Linked DNA regions of Homo sapiens: all the other regions are linked to region 1. A link is an interaction called in ENCODE POLR2A ChIA-PET data of the cell type or tissue named here. Cell type or tissue: PC-9. All regions are shown on one strand. Region 1 overlaps ERRFI1-DT (ERRFI1 divergent transcript). Region 2 overlaps LOC105376695 (a long non-coding RNA gene). Region 3 has its middle 11 kb from the start of SLC45A1.

Region 1 (4,000 bases):
TCCCAGAGTGTTGGGATTACAAGTGTGAGACCCTGCCTCTGGTCGAGGAGATGGGTTTCTATTCCGTGCAGTTATACACAATTTCTAATTAATACAGCTTAATTGAGAAGGTGAGATTTGATCAGGGCTTTGAAGGATGTGAGTAGCAACTAACTGCGAGAAGGGGGCCAATGAAACAGTAATTCCTAGAGGCTCTGTTCAGACTTAGGGCTTTTGAATATCAGGGGTTCATCATCTGAGCTGCTGAATTAGACTAGGACTTCTTAAATACTTCTAAAATTGGTCTTGGGAATGAACCTGCAAGAAGAAAAAAGCCTAATAAAAATAGTAATAGTAGCAGTAGTAGCAGTACTAGTAATAGCTGGCTGGGCGTAGTGGCTTACACCTGGAATCCCAACACTTTGGGAGGTCGAGGCTGGAGGATCACTTGAGCCCAGGAATTCAAGGTCAACCTGGGGCCAGGTGCAGTGGCTCATGCCTGTAATCCCAGCACTTTGGGAGGCCGAGGCGAGTGGATCACCTTAGGTCAGGAGTTTGAGACCAGCTTGGCCAACATGATGAAATCCTGTCTCTACTAAAAGTACAAAAAGTTAGCCAGGCTTGGTGGTGGGCACCTGTAATCCCAGCTGCTTGGGAGGCTGAGGCAGAAGAATTGCTTGAACCCGGAAGGCGGAGGTTGCAGTGAGCTGAAATGGCGCCATTGCACTCCAGCCTGAGCAACTCAAAAGAGTGAGACTCTGTCTCAAAAAAAATAAAAAATAAAAAATAAACCTGGGCAACATAACAAGACCCTGTCTCTACAAAAAATAAAAATAAAAAAATTAGCCGGGCATGGTGGTGTGTGCCTGTGGTTCCAGCTACTCAGGAGGCTGAGCTGGGAGGATCACTTGAGCCTGGGAAGCCTAGGCTGCAGTAAGCCACGATCGCACCACTGCACTGCAGCCTGGGTAACAGAGCAAGACCCTGTCTCCGAATAATAATAATAATGGCAGGGCGTGGTGGCTCACACCTGTAATCCCAGCATTTTGGGAGGCCAAGGTGGGCGGATCACCTGAGGTCAGGAGTTCCAGACCAGCCTGGACAACATGGTGAAACCTTGTCTCTACTAAAAATACAGAAATTAGCCTGGTGTTGTGGTGCTCACCTGTAATCCCAGCTGCATGGGAGGCTGAGGCAGGAGAATCGCTTGAACCCAGGAGGCGGATGCTGCAGTGAGCCTAGATTGTACCACTGCACTCCAGCCTAGGCAACAGAGCGAGGCTCTGTCTCAATAATAATAATAATAATAATAATAATAATAATAATAACACTTCCAATGTAATAGGCTTTGTTCTAAAGGACTTACATGCGTTGCCTCCTTCAGTCCTCACAGCTACTCTTTGATGAAGGGTAGTTCCCACCTTATGGCTGAGGAAATAGAAGCAAAGAGAGGTCAAGCAACTTGCCCCAGGCTACACAGCTAGGAAATGGATGAGCCAGGATCTGAACCCAGGCAGTATGGCCTGAGCCTGAGCTCATTAGTTCATGCCAGGCAGGGTTTGACCAAAACCTTGGACTCACTCCTGTCTGCTTTCCTTCAGTGACTAAGAGGATTCCTGAGATGGATGTGCAAACATGAAGTGTTTACTTTCCTCCATGGGAATGTACTTCTGGCTTCCACTCCTCAGCTGCTGCTGCTAAGCCAGTGAGATAGATGGTGGTTTGGAAACACCCTCATGTGTGTTTCTTCTTTTTGTTGTTTTTGGGATCCTTACTGAAATAATTTTCCCCTCATTTTATGAAATATAGAGGTTCTTGCTGTATCTTATACCCCACCCCAAATTCTACTGATTTGTACTGAGCTGTGATAAAAATAATGATACCAAGTACATGCAGGGTTTCTTCCAGCCTCTAGGACCTGGCTTTGTCTTCCACTGCTCCTTCTGGGATGCTCCTCTGAGAACCAAAATCCGACCCTTTACATCCAGATCAGGACAAACTCACAGAGTAGTTTGCGAACTACTAGTTTAGAACTAGTTCGGAATCTGCTTGTTACGGTTTGTGACAAGAGGAACGCAGAAATCGAAAGTAAATAAGGGTAAGAGACTTTTTAGCAATTGAGCATTTGTCCCCAACACCCAAGCATATGATCAGGGAATTAGTCTTGACGGGGCATGGACCCCTTTGGATGCTGTTGAACTTGTGATGAGTTGCATGCTGCGTGAGCTGTGTTAAAGTCATGGGCAATAGGACTGATTTTTGGTTCCTGAAGGGGTGGAAATTAAAACAAAACAAAATAAAACCAAACCAAACAAAGTAAAACGAAAGAAGTGACCCTTTATCACAGAAAGTTTGTGAGTCACTGCTCTAACCCATATCACATTTTGCCACTTGTGAATCACCATAGTATTTCAGTCTACATCACATAATCTAGGACTGGACTATACAGGTTTATTATTGTTTTTTTGAGACGGAGTCTCACTCTGTGGCCCAGGCTGAAGTACAGTGGCGCCATCTTGGCTCACTGCAATCTCTGCCTCCCACCTCCTGGGTTCAAGTGATTCTCCTGCCTCAGCCTCTTGAGTAGTTGGGATTACAGGCACGCGCCTGGCTAATTTTTTTGTATTTTTAGTAGAGACAGGGTTTCACCATGTTGGCCACGCTGGTCTCAAACTACTGGCCTCAAGTGAACCACCCGCCTCGGCCACCCAAAGTGCACTGGGATTACAGGTGTGAGCCACTGTACCCAGCCTGGACCATACAGTTTTTATTTATGATTTATTTATTTTTATTTCATAGAGATGGGGTCTTGCTATGTTGCTCAGGCTGGTCTCAAACTCCTGTCCTCAAGTGACCCTCTCTCCTGAGCCGCCCAGAGTGCTGGGACCTCAGGCGTGTGCCACCATGCCTATCTATTTTTTTAAGTTTTTTTTTTTTTTTTTTTTTTTTTGTAGAGACAGGGTCTCACTCTGTTGCCCAGGCTGGTCTCCAACTCGTGGGCTCAAGTGATCCTCGTGTCTCAGCCTCCCAAAGTGCTGGGATTATAGGCATGAGCCACTGTGCCTGGCTCAGAGATACGTTTTTAAAACCTCGTTCTAGTTGCTTCATTTATGGAAGTCTCACCTTCTTGTTTGTATTCAGGACCCATGAGTTGGCACTCAAGGATTTTTGCTTCTATTTTTGTTATGATTCAAATCAAGAGATGAGATAGGAGCCAAGGCAAATATCTCTACAAAAAAATACAAAAATTGGCGGGGCATGGTGGCTGACGCCTGTGATCCCAGCTACTTGGGAGGCAGAGGTGGGAGGATTGCTTGAGCCCAGGAAGTCAAGGCTGCAGGGAGCCATGAGGGCACCACTGCATTCCAGCCTGTCTCAAAAAAAAAAAAAAAAAAAAAGTAGGGTTGGACAGAAAGCAGAGTCAGCTTTGCCTCACTTGGTGGTAAAAAGAAAAAAGAAAGTCTCGAAACATTTATTTATTTATTAGAAATGCAAAGCCAACGAAGAATCTTCAGGCAAACGATTGTAGTGACTGTTTATTGGAGGTTATTGTGTGCCAGGCATTGTGCATTTACATATATTATTTCATTTAACCTTTATACCATAATCTTTTAAAAGTAGGTATAATTATCACCATTTTGCAGATGAAGAAAATGAGGTGTCAGAGAGGTTAGGTAACTGGCCCAAGGTCACACAGCTACTAAATGGTGGCAGTCTGTCTGACTTGGAAGCCTGTGTGCTTTTGCTTATTCCCATTATTGCTTGATGACACCAATTGCTGCTAAAAGGGAATGTTACTGGATTTAAAGGATATGTGTACTCTGTCATTTTTCTAAAACAGCCTTCTTTGGCATTGTTTCAGGGTCTTATATTTCCATTAAAGCCTTCCCTTTAGATACTTAGCTTTTACTTCAGAGGATGGTGCGGGAGTTACAGCTTGGGCTAGGCTATCCTGCAAATTGCAATTCCAGCTTTTCCTTTCCATCTCTTGGGAGAAGACAGAGACAAAGCCTTCTTCTTT
Region 2 (4,000 bases), 180 kb after region 1:
TCTGGACTGTGGCTGACGATGGAGCATGAGGTATGGGTGGGAGGGTCAGTTATTTTAGGAAGGAGAAAACCAGCATCGCAAACACAGGAGACACAGGGCAGGCTGAGAAGTCCTTCAGCATAAGGAAAAGCAAGCAGATTCCATGGATCCAAGTCCAAGACCCATGCCATCCTTGAAGGAAGGGAGGAGCCCGGGGTGCCAGACACCCAAGTAGGCAGGCAGGCAGTGGAGACAGGACAGAGCAGCAGCCACTGCACGCCTAGATAAATAAGTAGGTCCGAAGTCTACAGAGGCTATGACAGCCCAGGAGCAACCACAGGTCCACAGGAAAAGCACAGGAAGGCGAGCTGTCTGCTCTGTGTGCCTTTGGTTTTGTCTTCTTGCCAGGAAGGAAGGAAGAAGCAAAGACCAGCATGACCTGGCGGATGTTGGCTGAAGCAAGTACAGGTCTTCAGCGAAGAGCACGGCGGTCTCTGGAAAGGGGTGTGGGATAGAAAATGGAGTTCAAAACTAGGAATTCTTCCTATTTATCCTATAGACACTGCGGCACACATGCATAAAGACATAGATCCCAGAACGTTCATTAAGGCATCATTTGTGGCCGGGCGCGGTGGCTCATGCCTGTAATCCCGGCACTTTGGGAGGCCAAGGTGGGCGATCACCTGAGGTCAGGAGTTGGAGACCAGCCTGGCCAACATGGTAAAACCCTGTCTCTACTAAAAAAAAAAAAAAAATACAAGCTGGGGGCAGTGATTCACGCCTGTAATCCCAGCACTTTGGGAGGCCGAGGCGGGCAGATCATGAGGTCAAGAGTTTCGAGATCAGCCTGGCCAACATGCTAAAACTCTGTCTCTACTAAAGATAGAAAAAATTAGCCGGGCAAGGTAGCGCGCGCCTGTAATCTCATCTACTCGGGAGGCTGAGGCAGGAGAATCGCTTGAACCCAGGAGGCAGAGGTTGCAGTGAGCCAAGATCACACCACTGCACTCCAGCCTGGGCAACAGAGTGAGATTCCGTCTCAAACAAAGAAACAAGCAAACAAAGGCATCATTTGTAACACAAGACAAGTGGACTGATAAAACACGTCAGGAAATCGCCTCAATGTACATGAATATGGAATTGGTTAAACACATCGGGGGCATCTGTACAGTGGAACAGTGCAGCCATTAAAAAGAATGAAGCTGACCTATGTAATATCCAAGATACTTTATTTATTTATTTATTTATTTATTTATTTATTTATTATTTTTTTAGACAGAGTCTCACTCTGTCGGCCAGGCTGGAGTGCGGTGGCACTATCTTGGCTAACTGCAACCTCTGTCTCCCAGGCTCAAGCAATTCTCCTGCCTCAGCCTCCTGAGTAGTTGGGATTACAGGCACGAGCCACCACGCCTGGCTAATTTTGTTTGTATTTTTTTAGTAGAGATGAGTTTCACCATGTTGGTCAGGCTGGTCTCCAACTCCCGACCTCAGGTAATCCACCCACCTCAGACTCCCAAACTGCTGGGATTACAGGCGTGAGCCACTGCGCCCAGCACTATTTGTTTATTTTTTATTTATTTAAAAAAGGGCCAGGTGTGGTGGCTCATGCCTGTAGTCCCAGCTACTCGGGAGGCTGAGGCAGGGGAGTCGCTTGAACCCAGGAGGCGGAGGTTGCAGTGAGCCGAGATTGCACCACTGCACTCCAGCCTGGTGACAGAGCAAGACTCCATCTCAAAAGAAGAGAAGGGAAGGGGAGGGGAGGGGAGGGGAGGGGAGGGGAGGGGGAGAAAGGAAGAAAGAAAGAAAGAAAGAAAGAAAGAAAGAAAGAAAGAAAGAAAGAAAGAAAGAAAGAAAGAAAGAAAGAAAGAAGGAAATTGGCTGGGTGTGGTAGGAGTTTTGTTTTTTAATTTATTTTGAGACAGGGTCTCATAAATTTAAAAAATTATGTATTTTTTAAATTTATTTTGAGACAGGGTCTCAAAATAAAAAATAAAAATAATAAATTTATATTTTTTTTATTTATTTTGAGACAGGGTCTCACACTATTGCCCAGAATGGAGTGCAGTGGCAGGGCACTCTTGGCTGCACCCTGCAGCCAGGGCAATCTTTCAAAATGAAAATCAGGCCAGACGCAGTGACTCACGCCTGTAATCCCAGCACTTTGGGAGGCCGAGGCGGGCAGATCACAAGGTCAGGAGATCAAGACCATCCTGGCTAACACGGTGAAACCCTGTCTCTACTAAAAATACAAAAAATTAGCCGGGCATGGTGGCGGGCACCTGTAGTCCCAGCTACTCGGGAGGCTGAGTAATCCCAGCACTTTGGGAGGCCAAGGCAAGTGGATCACCTGAGGTCAATAGTTCGACACCAGCCTGGCCAACATGGCAAAACCCCATCTCCACTAAAAAAATACAAAAATTAGCCAGGCATGGTGGTGTACGCCTGTAATCCCAGCTACTCGGGAGGCTGAGGCTGGAGAATTGCTTGAACCCAGGAGGCGGAGGTTGAAGTGAGCCGAGATTGCGCCACTGTACTCCAACCTGAGTGATAGAGTGAGACTCCATCTAAATAAATAAATAAGAACCCAAAAGAGAAATGGGCAAAGGCTATGAACAAGTTCATGAAAAGGAAACCCAAATGACTAATACATAAGAGAAAATGCTCAACCTCAGAATAATAGAGAAATGCAACTTAAAACCGTAATGAGGTATCACTTTATGTCCATCACATTAGGAGAAATTAAATATCAGAGTTGGAAAGGACAGAAGCAGCCTGAACTCTCATCCATATGAACTCTGTACAACCATTGTGGAGGGCCATTGGCAGTACACAGTCAAGTTGAAGGTAAGCATTCCCCATAACATGGTAATTCCACCTTCTAGAGAATCACTTGTACAGGTGTGTAAGGATGCAGGCACAACAATATTAGACCTAGCTGGATTAGAACCAGCAAAATTTGAAAATAAACTAAATCAGGGTCAGCAAACCGGACCACAGACCAAAACTTGTCCACTGCCTGTTTCTATAAACAAAGTTTTATTGGAACACAGCTGCGCCCATTTGTTTGCATATTGTCCAAGGCTGCTTTCCGGGTACAACAGCAGAGTTGAGAGACTGCACAGAGAATGGATGACCTGTAAAGGCTGAAATATTTACAACCTGACTCTGCAGAAAACGCTTGAGACCCTTGATCTAAATACTCATCAGGGAATACAGATGATGCTACAAGCAATGAAAATAGTAAACCACAGCTACATATGTCGACATGACTAAATCTCAAAAATAAAATATTTTCAAAAGCAAGTTACAAAATGTTACAGTATGATGCTATTTATATGAAGCCTGAATACATGCACAGAATGGTATGCATGTTTATGGACATGTGTGTTTGTAGTAGGAGAATTAAAATACGTGGTTGGGCGCCGTAGCTCATGCCTGTAATCCTGGCAGTTTGGGAGGCCAAGGTGGGCAGATCACCTGAGGTCGGGAGTTCAAAACCAGCTTGACCAACATGGAGAAACCCCATCTCTACTAAAAACACAAAATCAGCCGGGCGTGGTGACGCATGCCTATAATCCCAGCTACTCCAGAGACTGAGGCAGGAGAATCGCTTGAACCTGGGAGGTGGAGGTTGCGGTGACCGAGATTGCATCATTGCACTCCAGCCTGGGCAACAAAAATGAAACTCCATCTCAAAAAAAAAATAAAAGAATTAAAATATGCATGGAAATACCCGAAAAAGAGTTCCCACTGGGAAGAAAGAGACTAGGACCAGGGATCAGGGAGGGGGTTACATATAAAACTTCGATGGTGTCTTTAATCTTGTTTTTTTTTTAATGACATAATATGCAAATATGGAAAAATGATTTCAGCCGGGTGGGGTGGCTCACGCCTGTAATCCTAGCACTTTGGGAGGCTGAGGTGGGCAGGTCACCTGAGCTCAGGAGACCAGCCTGGCCAACATAGTGAAACCCCATCTCTACTAAAAATACAAAAAATTAGCTGAGCGTGGTGGAGC
Region 3 (4,000 bases), 250 kb after region 1:
GCCCAGGCTCCTGGCCTCAAGCAATTCTCCTGCCTTGGCCTCCTAAAGTGCTGGAATTATAGGCATGAGCCACCACACCTGGCCAAGGGTTTGGTTTTGGACATGATAAATTTGAGGTGCCTATAAGATATCTAAGTAAGGCTGGGCACGGTGGCTCACGCCTGTAATCGCAGCACTTTGGGAGGCCGAGGCAGGTGGATTGGCTGAGCTCAGGAGTTCGAGACCAGCCTGGGTGACACAGTGAAACCCCGTCTGTATTAAAATACAAAAAATTAGCCAGGTGTGGCGGCATGTGCCTGTAGTCCCAGCTGCTTGGGAGGCTGAGGCAGAAGAATTGCTTGAACCTGGGAGGCAGAGGTTGCAGTGAGCTGAGATCACACCACTGCACTCCAGCCTGGGCAACAGAGCAAGGCTCTGTCTCAAAGAAATAAAATAAAATTAAATTTATAAAAGGCTGGGAACAGTGGCTCATGTCTGTAATCCCAGCACTTTGAGAGGCCGAGGTGGGTGGATCACTTGAGGTCGGGAGTTCGAGACCAGCCTGACCAACATGGAGAAACCCCATCTCTAATAAAAATACAAAATTAGCCAGGTGTGGTGGTACATGCCTGTAATCCCAGCTACTTGGGAGGCTGAGGCAGGAGAATTGCTTGAACCTGGGAGGCGGAGGTTGTGGTGAGCTGAGATCGTGCCATTGCACTCCAGGCTGGGCAACAGGAGTGAAACGTAGTCTCAAAACAAAACAAAACAAAAAAACAACAACAAAAAAATCTAAGTGAAGAAAACAAGTGAGTGATTGGTTATACAAGTCTAAGAGCAGAAAGAGGCCAAGGCAGGAGAGAACGGGGTACAGAGAGTGTTTAAATGGAAGTTAGCGAGTCGAGGGACCCTCTCAGTTTGCCCTGTTCCACCTACAATGGTTAGCAGCAGAGTGGAACCTGAAAATAATGTCTGTTTCCCTTGACCAAAATCCATCTCTTAATATCCAAATCCATGTTTCTAAATGTAGCTAAGCCCCAGGCCCACAATGCTACCTCTCAATTTTATTTTTCACTTGTTTGTCTTGCTGAAATGTTTAACTCAATGATAATGAAAATTCTATGTATCAAAATGTGTAGGATACATCTAAAGTCTTGTTTAGCGGAAACTCAACTTGGAATGCTTATATTAGAAAAGAGGCTGGGTGTGGAGGCTCACGCCTGTAATCCCAGCACTTTGGGAGGCTGAGGCGGGCGGATCACTTGAGGCCGGGAGTTCAAGACCAGCTTGGCCAACATGGTGAAACCCCGTCTCCACTAAAAATACAAAAATTAGCCAAGCATGGTGGTGTGCACCTGTAATCCCAGCTACTCAGGAGGCTGAGGCGGGAGAATCGCTTGAATCTGGGAGGCAGAGGTTGCAGTGAGCCAAGATGGTGTCACTGCACTGGAGCCTGGGGGACAGTGAGACTCTGTCTCAAAAACAAAAAAAAGAGAGAGAGAACAGAAAAAAGAAAAGAAAAGAGGAAGTCAGCCAGGCACAGTGGCTCACACCTGTAATCCCAGCACTTTGGGAAGCCTAGAAGGGAGGATCACTTGAGCCCAGGAGTTCAAGACCAGCCTGGACAACACGGCAAAACCCTGTCTCTACCAAAAATACAAAAAATTAGCTAAGCATGGTGGCTCGTGCCTGTAGTCCCAGCTACTTGGGAGGCTAAGGTGGGAGGATCACCTGAACCTGCGAGGTCGAGGCTGCAATGAGCTGAGATCACACCACTACACTCCAGCACAGGCAACAGAGTGAAACCCTGTCTCAAAAAAAAAAAAAAAAAAAAAAGGAAAGAAAAGAGGAAGGGCTGGAAAGTCAACAACCTAAGCTTTCAGCTTAAGAAATTAGTAAGCAAACAGCAAATTAAATCCAAAGAAAGCTGAAGGAGAAAATAATACAGATAAAAGCAGAAATTAATGAAGTAGAAAATAAGCATAAAAATAGAGGATGAACATGTTATCTGTATTATTATTATTTCTGTTTTTTTTGTTTTTTGTTTTTTGTTTTTTGAGACAGAATCTCACTCTGCTGCTCAGGCTAGAGTGCAGTGGTGTGATCTTATCTCACTGCAACCTCCATTTCCCAGGTTCAAGTGATTCTCATGCCTCAGTCTCCCAAGTAGCTGGGATTACAGGCATCTGCCACTACTCCGGGCTAATTTTTATATTTTTAGTAGAGACAGGGTTTCACCATATTGGCCAGGCTGGTCTCGAACTCCTGACCTCAGGTGATCCGCCCACCTCGGCCTCCCAAAGGGCTGGAATTACAGGCATGAGCCACCGCACCTGGCCTGTTTCTGGTTCTTTGAAGAGACATTAATGATAAACCCTTGGCAAGACTGATCAAGAAAAAAGAGAGAAAGTCTTAAGTAAATTTCACTCCTAAGTAATCAATATTAGGAGTTTGCTAGGGCTGCCATAACAAAGTACCCCAGGCTGAGTGGCTTAAACAATGGAAATTTATTTCACTTTTTTTCACTTTTTCTTTTCTTTTGGGGTTTCAACATGTGGCCCAGGCTGGTCTCGAACTCCTGAGATCAAGCGATCCGCCCACCTCAGCCTCCGAAAGTGCTGAGGCATGAGCCATCGCACCCAACCAGAAATTTATTTCTCTTAGTCCTGGAAGCTGGAAGTCTGAGATCAAGATGTGGACAGGTGTATTAGCTTGTTCTCACACTATTATCAAGACATAGCTGAGACTAAATAATTTATTAAGAAAAGAGGATTAATCAGCTCATGGTTCTGCAGGCTGTACAGGCTTCTGCTTCTGGGGAGCCCTGGGGAAACGTACAATCATGGCAGAAGGCGAAGGGGAAGCAGGCACAATCTTCACATGGTCATAGCAGGAGCACAAGAGAGCAAGGGGGAAGTGCTAGACACTTTCAAACAACCAGCTGTCCTGAGAACTCTGTCCAGAGAACAGCAAGGAGGATGTCCGCCCCCATGATCCAGTCACCTCCCAGCAGGTCCCTCCTCCAACACTGGGAATTACAATTCGACATGAGATTTGGATGGGGACACATAGCCAAGCTCTATCAGCAGGGTTGGTTTCTCCTGAGGCCTCTCTCCTTGGCTTGTAGATACCATCTTCTCTGTGTGTCCTCACAGGGTCTTCCCTCTGTGTTTGTCTGTGTCCCAATCTCCCCTTCTTATAAAGGTACTTTAATTCCCTCTTTGAAGATCCAAATACAGTCAGGTACTGAAGGTTAGGACTTCTATGTACGAATTTTGTGGGGACACAGCTCGGCCCATCATATAAACAACCGTGCAGCTCTTATAGACATTTAAAAGGTTAGAAATTTGTGCCAAAATTAAAATTAAGAGGAAGTGGACAATTTCCTTGGAAAACACATATCACCAATCTATCACAAAAAGAAATATAAAATCTGGCTGGGCGCAGTGGCTCATGCCTATAATCCCAGCTCTTTGGGAGGCCAAGACAGGTGGATCACTCGAGGTCAGGAGTTAGAGACCAGCCTGGCCAACATGGTAGGCTTTGGTAGGGTTTTGGTAGAAACCCCATCTCTACCAAAAAATACTTTTGCTTGAACCCAAGAGGCAGAGGTTGCAGTGAGCCAAGATTGTGCCACTGGACTCCAGCCTAGGCAACAGAGTGAGGCAAAAAAAAAAAAAAAGAAGAAAGGAAGGAAGGAAAGAAGGAAGGAAGGGAGGAAGGAAGGAAGGAAGGAGGGAAATAAATACAAAATCTGAATAGCCTATAACTGTTAAAGAAATCGAATTCACAATTTTAAATTTTTCCACAAAGAAAACTCTGGTCCCAGCTGCTTCACTGATGAGTTCTTCTAAACAGTTAACAAAAATATAATGCCAATCTTACCCAAATCCTACCTGGAAAGAGAAGAAAATCAAGGGAGGGAAGGGGAGGCATTCTGTAATTTGTTTTATGAGACAAGCATGACCTTGAAACCAAAACCCGATAGGGCATTTCTAAAAGGGAAAATTACAGCAGGCCA

Evidence for each region. Peaks named below come from ENCODE experiments on the same cell type or tissue, not always from the same donor. Only the 100,000 strongest peaks of a DNase experiment are listed, where the experiment ranks them.
Region 2: POLR2A ChIA-PET joins it to region 1 with 7 read pairs; 6 of 35 experiments call an interaction of 5 or more read pairs at or near these places.
Region 3: POLR2A ChIA-PET joins it to region 1 with 6 read pairs; 6 of 35 experiments call an interaction of 5 or more read pairs at or near these places.

What each region holds. Positions count from the first base shown.
Region 1 is chr1:8,059,839-8,063,838 of GRCh38, forward strand. The region is part of intron 2 of ERRFI1-DT (ERRFI1 divergent transcript); the gene reads left to right. Among named protein-coding and RNA genes, the nearest start is that of ERRFI1-DT, 35 kb to the left of the region's middle. In PC-9, no CTCF peak of the experiment used is centred here; DNase peaks (open chromatin) are centred at 1,603 and 2,353; H3K4me3 peaks cover 954 bases; H3K27ac peaks cover 4,000 bases.
Region 2 is chr1:8,241,475-8,245,474 of GRCh38, forward strand. LOC105376695 (a long non-coding RNA gene) reads left to right here. Exons shown (of 3, transcript XR_946937.3): 2 at 2,716-2,826. Among named protein-coding and RNA genes, the nearest start is that of LINC03154, 16 kb to the right of the region's middle. In PC-9, no CTCF peak of the experiment used is centred here; no DNase peak of the experiment used is centred here.
Region 3 is chr1:8,304,926-8,308,925 of GRCh38, forward strand. No RefSeq gene overlaps it. Among named protein-coding and RNA genes, the nearest start is that of SLC45A1, 11 kb to the right of the region's middle. RefSeq lists a silencer at 2,750-2,950. In PC-9, no CTCF peak of the experiment used is centred here; no DNase peak of the experiment used is centred here.